Linked DNA regions of Homo sapiens: region 2 is linked to region 1. A link is a loop called in an ENCODE intact Hi-C map of the cell type or tissue named here. Cell type or tissue: ascending aorta. All regions are shown on one strand.

Region 1 (4,000 bases):
TATATCGGCACTATTCACAATAGGAAAGACTTGGAACCAACCTAAATGTCCAACAACAATAGACCGGATTATGAAAATGTGGCACATATATACCATGGAATACTATGCAGCCATAAAAAATGATGAGTTCATGTCCTTTGTAGGGACATGGATGAAGCTGGAAACCATCATCCTCAGCAAACTATCGCAAGGACAAAAAAACCAAACACCGCATGTTCTCACTCATAGGTGGGAACTGAACAATGAGAACACATGGACACAGGAAGGGGAACATCACACACCAGGGACTGTTGTGGGGTGGGGGAGTGGGGAGGGATAGCATTAGGAGATATACCTAATACTAAATGGCGAGTTAATGGGTGCAGCACACCAACATGGCACATGTATACATATGTAACAGACCTGCACGTTGTGCACATGTACCCTAAAACTTAAAGTATAATAATAATAAAATTAAAAAAAAAAAGAAATGAAAACTAACATTTAACAGGATTAAAATAAGAACATGCCTAAACTTTGGAACCCTTATGAAATCTTCCATCTTTCTTACATTTTGGCTACTAGGATGATGGAAACTACTTAACAGTTATAAAGAAACACCTTTTAGAACAAAGTTGTACTAGCTTTCATTTCTTCATTCAAAAGTGTCCTGAACATATAACAGGCTGCATGTTCTTGGCTTCATATCTGCATAACAATGACACACAGAACAGTTAATCTGAGCAAGCACATACAACAGTTAATCCAAGCAAGGATGATGATGTAGCCAGTTTCATCAGCATTGCCTAATACAACAAATGCCTTTCAGAGACTACAAAATTAGCTAGATAACGTAACCTACTCCTAGAAAAATATCCCATTTAAAAATGTAATTTATGTCACTGACTTTCCGTACTATAACTAGTGGTAAAGGCCATTGTATTGGAGATTGTTTCTTGTGCCCAAATATTCAATTTTCCTTACATCATTTAGTAACATAACCACCCGTTTAGCTTGGCACATGGTTACCTAGGGAAAAAGACCACATTTCCCACCAGTCCTTGCAACTAGATGTGGTCCTGGAAGTGAGATCTTGCCAATGGGAGGGTGGGAGATGTAGTGAAATTACAATTTCTGGGTCATCACCTTAAAGGGAACATACTCTACCCATCTGTTCCTTTCTGTTTCTATCTTTGATCTCTGGAATCAGGAAATAATTTCAAGAGCTAAAACAGCTATTTCGGACCACAAAATGGATATAGTATAGACAGCAGAACAACAGTAACTGGAACCCTCATACCAAGAAATTGCATTGCCAGCTCTAGACCACTGATGGAGATTTTTACATGAGAAAGAATAAAATTTCTATCTTGCTTATATCTACTGTATTTTAGGGTCCATTTATTAGAAAAGCATAAGATATATCCTAGCAAATTTAACTAATATCTACTCTGTTTGTCCAAAGGCCTTTTGAGATGGCTGGTGAACCACTCTTAAGCAAGCTGTTGGCAATAGGGAACTCAACTCATCAATCCCTCACTTACTGTTTACTTCATGTCAAGTATCAATAGTGCTATGCAAAAAGAACTACTCTTGTTTGTTATCATGAGGCTTTGTAGAAGCTTGGAAACTTCTTACTTGCTCTAATATACCCTGCGGGCCCATGAAACAATCTTTCTACCAGCTACAAGAGATTAACTTTCCTGGTGAGCAAGCATTCTCTTTGTAGATGGATTTGTTGTGATGAATTTGATGCATCTCTTTGCTAGAGGGAAAAAGCATTTAGAAAAAAACAAATAAAATATAAAAATACTCTCCCTAAATAGAAGCCAGTGAACATTACCAATAGCTAATTGACTCTCAACATTATAGACTGATAAGAGAGAAAAATATTCTTCACTTAATTCAGGCTACAGGGGCTGACACAGTGGAACCTGCAATCCAAAGAGAAATATAGAGAGTAACAAAATTCTTTTGAAATGATAATCCTTTGTGATATTAAATTTATGATAAGTAAACTGTATAGCAACCATAATCACAAAACACCTTATCTCATGCCCTTAGGTTGTAGTAAACCATGGCAATTTTAATCGAAAATAATACTTGGCACCAGGAAACCAAGAATGGCACCCTTGAAAATGCTGCTCTGAATAGGAAACTAACATTTTAGATATATTACAGAAGTAAGTAACTCTTAGCTGCTTTGAATTATAATAATAATTATAACGCATTTATTTCATTTCAAGTGGCACTCCATTATGCTATATAGTGCTGCTCTTAAAATTCTATTGTAGACTCCAAGCTTCCTGCTTCCTAGTCTCTCATGTTGACTGTTGTTCCCTGGCAGGGTCCTACCAGCAACCAAGAGAAACCTGCAAGTCCCCAAAACAGCAAAAGTATCAAATATAATTTTTTAAAACTCTTTTTATTATCTAAATTAAGCTGGAATTACTCTATTAAGTTACCAAGAGTAATAAAAGGCATACCCATAACATATATATCACTGTTTGAAGATATTTAAATTTAACTGTGATTACAATCTTTAACTAAGGCTCTCAGACTCTCTTAAACCTCTTTCTAAGGTTAATTAGTAGCCAATGAACAATTTTCAAAATAAAAGCATAATATATAAAAGTTAATAAAACTGGCTCCAAGTTAATTAAATTTATTTTCCTTCAGAAATATCCTGCCCTCCTTGAGATGCAACATGGATAACTTTGTGAAAACAGTGAAATGTACAATTCAGCAACTACTAACACAAAAAAATCAAAGGGATATTCTGCTTCGTAAGTAAAAATCTACAGGGTAGGCCTTATTCTACAGTCAGCACTTTTCTAACTTTTGTTCAAGTTGTGATCATGAAAACAGTGCTTAACATTGACTTAGGTCTTGACTGCATGCCAGGTAGTGTCTCACACGCTTCACATGTATGAACTCACTTGATCTTTATGACAGTCCTATAAGATGGTGCTATTATTATCCCAGTTTTAGAGTCTGAGTCTTTCCCACCCTTCAAGATCTGGTTTAAATTTCACTTCCTCACAAATCCTTCCTTAATTATTTCCCAATTCATATTATATTCTACCTCCCCCTTTTCCCACTATATTATGTGTATCTCTTACGGGACTTACCATAGTTCCCCCTAAAGCTCTTTATGAATGCTTCTCTTTCTTGTCATTACATCACAAGTTTCTGGGGAGGCAGACTCTGTCTTACTCACTTTTGTATTCCTACAATGCTTGGCAGAGATTCTTGCACGAAGAACATGTCCAGAAAATGTTTGTTGAACTTACTTATACTAGCATTAATATGGGAAAAAAGGAAGAAAGGAATTTAGCAGCAGCTCTAAAAACAAAGAAAGAGTCATGAATAAAAAGCAACAAGCAGTTATTCTGTTTCTGCAGATGACAGAACAAAAGAGATCCCAGAGATCATGAGATAAAACATTTAAATATTAGGTAAACATTAAACCATAATTATACTGAAAGAAAATACAGGTGAATGGTTACAAAATCTTTAGAGGTAGAAGGCCTAAATAGGACACCAAGAGCAAAATCAAGCAAGAGAAGAATTAAATAAATGTTCAAGGGAGCCAGCTCTGAGTTAGGCTACATGGTTTTGATTCCCAATTTGCTGTTTGTAGAGTCAGTTTATTCAACCGTAAAATGGGGATGATGACAATATCTGACTTACACGGTTGCACAGTGGAATGAAGGAGATAATGACTATCAGGCTCTCAACACAACGCATGACATAATGTCTTCCATAAACATTTCAAAACAAACCAATTAAGGAAAAGATAGAGTTGACTGTAAAAAGAAAAAAGCATTTATGCTATAAAAGTATCAATCAAGTCAATCAGTATCAAATGACAAACAGAAAAAAAAATTACTGTCATAAATACATGAAAAGCTTGTACAAATTAATAAGATTAAAACTCCAGTAGAAAAGAAAGGAAAGCCGAGCTCAGCATTTCACAAAACATTAATATATACAAATGAGAAAAACATGAGAAAACACA
Region 2 (4,000 bases), 50 kb before region 1:
AAAGATTTTCAAAATCCTGAAAACTGTCTTTCAACTGGAATACTGTCCTGAGGAGCAGAAATATGCAGGTATACATATCCTGAAATTTGATGAATTACTGAGGAAAAACTGTGGGATGAGAGAAGAATGCAGAGGTGATAATAAGGGAAGCATAAGAGGAAAAATTCTTATTAGCTCCTTGTCTTTTACAATTCTCTGTTTGAGGCCGGGTGCGGTGGCTCATGCCTGTAATCCCAGCACTTTGGGAGGCCGAGGCGGGTGGATCACAAGGTCAGGAGATCGAGACCATCCTGGCTAACACAGTGAAACCCCGTCTCTACTAAAAATACAAGAAATTAGCCGGGCGTGGTGGCGGGTGCCTGTAGTCCCAGCTACTCGGGAGGCTGAAGCAGGAGAATGGCGTGAACCCGGGAGGCGGAGCTTGCAGTGAGCCCAGATCGCGCCACTGCACTCCAGCCTGGGCGACAGTGCAAGACTCCGTCTCAAAAAAAAAAAAAAAAAAAAAAATTCTCTGTTTGGAAGTACTTCATATGTTATAAAGAAGACTCACTTTCTACAAGGCTGGAGAAAATTACTTGGCTAAGTATGAAAAATGCTTTGTTTGAAAGACATAACTTCTCAAACATAATAAACAAAACGTCCATGCCTTGTGCTAATGGAGATGAAAGCTTTTATAATTAAGTGGTAGCCATGAAGAACAATAATAATTTTATATGGTCTACATTAGACCCAGACTTTTCCAAAGAAGAGAGATAACATAAACAAATCATTGCAAATAGATTTTTACTACTGGTTGTAGAATGTGGTCTTGTTTTACTATGGATAAGAATACATACATGGTTTCCTTTGGAAACTAGAGCTAAAGACATTAACATGAGCTGCCTTCCACAACCCAAGGAAAAACAAATCCTCAACTCCTTCCTCATTCACAGTTGATAAGACTCTGCTCTGTTAGATTTCTAGTGGGGAATGTAAGAGAACCCCAATTGAAAGCTCACTAGACTATGCCTACCTTCCCAATGTCTTTAAGAACACTGCTTTCCATTTGTCTGTCAATGAACATTTAGGTTGTTTCCATAGCTTGACAATTATGAATAGTGCTTCAGGGAATACCAGAATGCCAATATCTCTTTGAAAAAATGGACTATTCATTCAACCTTAAAAAAGAAGAAAATTCTGTAATATGTGACAACATGGATGAACCTTGAGGACATTACAGTAAGTGAAATATGCCAGTTACAGACGGGCACATACTGTGTGATTCCATTTATATGAGGTATAGGTAAATTCATAGAATCAAAGAGTGAAATGATGGTTACCCAGGGCTGGGGTGAGGGGAACTGGGGAGTTGCTTGCTAATCAATGGGCATAAAGTTTCAGGTATGTAAGGTGAAAGAGTAGAACTTATTCTACTTATTCTGCTGTGCAACATGGTGCCTATGGTTAACAATACCGTATTGTACACTTCAAAACTTAAGAGGGTAGATCTCATGTTAAGTGTTCTTATCACAATAAAATAAAATTTAAAAAAAAAACAGTGCTTTTTAAACCAGACCTGTCTTTCCTCATTTGTTATACATGGTTGAATTTAAACAAGGTAATGAACAGGTGAGAAAAATAGAGAAGAAAAAATTTAGAGAAGAACTAAAATCAAAATTTTTAAAAAGTTGATGATAATTTTTAAAAAGCGTGGTTCACTACAAAGGTAATTTATACATTTTATGCAAATAAATGTGAAGCTTTTGATTATTCCAATTCGAGTAACAGGAATCTCTATACCATTATTTTATGTCAAAGTTTTGGGAATTAAATAGCAAAGGAAGCACAGATATAGCTGTAGCTAGAAAACATACCATCTTGACAGAACATGAGGAGAGCCTCACACTTTTCCATAAAACTTACTTTTCACATTCTAGTTTCTTAAAGACCTAGAGCTCAATTAGTGCAATTCCTACCAATGCAGAAGGCCCAGTGTCAGTCAGTTCCTCATGCTGGGAAGCTCTTCTCATGGAGTAAATCAGACGTTCTAGCTGGCTTTAGTTTCCAGAGATGTCTGCCTTGTATTTAACCCAAAACTGCCTCTCAGCCTTTTCTGTTCAATAGACAGAGTTCTATGAGAAGCCTACTTCCACTTAAATGGTAACTTTATAGAATCTATTTGAAAAAAAAACCAAAAAACTATTCTACATCACTAGTAAACTTAAGCCAGATTAAAATGTAAACAAATGTAATTTTTTTTTTTAGTTAAAAGTAATCAAAAAAGGAGATCATTGGGTACTTTCCCTTGCTTTCTGATAAAAGTACAGGGCATCATTTTATCCATCTGGAGATCTTTTAGATTTCTAATAATTTCTAGAGTTAGAAATTCAAAAGCATTCCTCTGTAATCAATGCCTAAGGCGGGGGCTCTAGAATAAAGACTGGAAATTGTTAAGTCCACAAGCTGAATTCTGTCCCCCAATAAGATTTATTTGACTCATGTAATGTTTTGGAAAATAAACCAATTTCTTAAACTTTGGTGATTTCAAATTTTTAAAAATCCAGATTCCTGGTTTCTTGAGAGATGGCAATACCAGACTCATGCTTCCCTGGCAAAAATAAGAGGATCTCAGGCTAGGCGTGGTGGCTCACGCCTATAATCCCAGCACTTTGGGAGGCCGAGGTGGGCGGATCACAAGGTCAAGAGATCAGAGATCGAGACCATCCTGGCCAACATGGTGAAACCCCATCTCTACTAAAAATATGAAAAATTAGCTGGGCATGGTGGTACGTGCCTGTAGTCTCAGCTACTCGGGAGGCTGAGGCAGGAGAATCGCTGGAATCCAGGAGGCAGAGGTTGCAGTGAGCCAAGATTGTACCACTGCACTCCAGCCTGGCAACAGAGCGAGACTCCATCTCAAAAAAAAAAAGAGGATCTCCAGTTTGACACAGTCTCCACCACTCCCTATTGTCCCTTTTAGTAAGACTATACATCCCTGCCATTTATCATTGCATTTTCACTGTTGTTTCCCCAAAACCTAACCTACTTTACTTATTTATATTTCTTGCTAGCCTCTGTAAATACCTGAGTTTGAGATTCCTGTGCTAACCCATGATTTCAACCATTTTTAAAGTATGAAGACACAATATAATTATGCTTTTGATACCTGTTAATTGAAAAATGGGAAAAAATTATGCAACTTCAGCACTGTCTTTAAATAAATTTATCTTTTATAAATCACAACTGTATCTACAAATATTTGTATATTTATATGTGAGAGTAATATTTAGTTCATGGATGATACATAAAGCACACATGAATCAGTAAACCTTTGCACTAAGTCTTAGGTTTTCCCAGGGATCCGTAAGCCAAAGGTTGGGAATCACTGGTCTAGTAAAAGGAATTCTGGACTGGGAATTGGGAGACACAAACCTTAGTCCTATCCCCTCATTGAACAGGCTATGATTGGTGATTTGAGGCAAGTCAAATAACCTTTTGTGGCCTCAATTAACCTTGTTGTCCTCATGAGCAGAGCGAATAGACTAGATAATTGTTGAGAACATTTCCATCAATAAAACACAATAATATTATGCCTTATGACTCCTTTTACCTACCATAAAAACCCAGACATCCACAAAACTCCCAAAAAGTATACTTTGATGGATTAAAGGAAAGAATTGTCATGGAAAACCTGAAAACACAATGAAAACTAACTCTACCATTTCCAGATTTAGACACAATACCATATTGTCTGTCCCAAACCATGTTTGAAAAACTAGTAGTGTATCTGCAAATAAATTCTCCCAAAGAGAAGTTCATATTACAGATACATTTCACTTGAATTCAGATATTTGGGCTACATTTATTAGACATGCAAGTTTATGGAAATCAGCACACAACTACTAAGAGTCAGAGTCAAAACCAGAACCCAGATCCACTTGACTCCGAATCCTGTGCTCAGAGCCTCTACATTCTATTACCACTGTCCCAGGGTTTCAATGCTTAGAGAGCTTAGACTAAT

What was found. Peaks named below come from ENCODE experiments on the same cell type or tissue, not always from the same donor. Only the 100,000 strongest peaks of a DNase experiment are listed, where the experiment ranks them.
Region 2: it touches region 1 in a loop (2.1-fold over the local background); 1 of 110 quality-filtered maps calls a loop at or near these places.

The regions. Positions count from the first base shown.
Region 1 is chr4:53,183,210-53,187,209 of GRCh38, forward strand. All of the region lies in intron 4 of SCFD2 (sec1 family domain containing 2), which reads right to left. Among named protein-coding and RNA genes, the nearest start is that of SCFD2, 180 kb to the right of the region's middle. In ascending aorta, no CTCF peak of the experiment used is centred here; no DNase peak of the experiment used is centred here; H3K27ac peaks cover 1,698 bases.
Region 2 is chr4:53,132,844-53,136,843 of GRCh38, forward strand. All of the region lies in intron 5 of SCFD2 (sec1 family domain containing 2), which reads right to left. Among named protein-coding and RNA genes, the nearest start is that of SCFD2-AS1, 210 kb to the left of the region's middle. In ascending aorta, no CTCF peak of the experiment used is centred here; no DNase peak of the experiment used is centred here.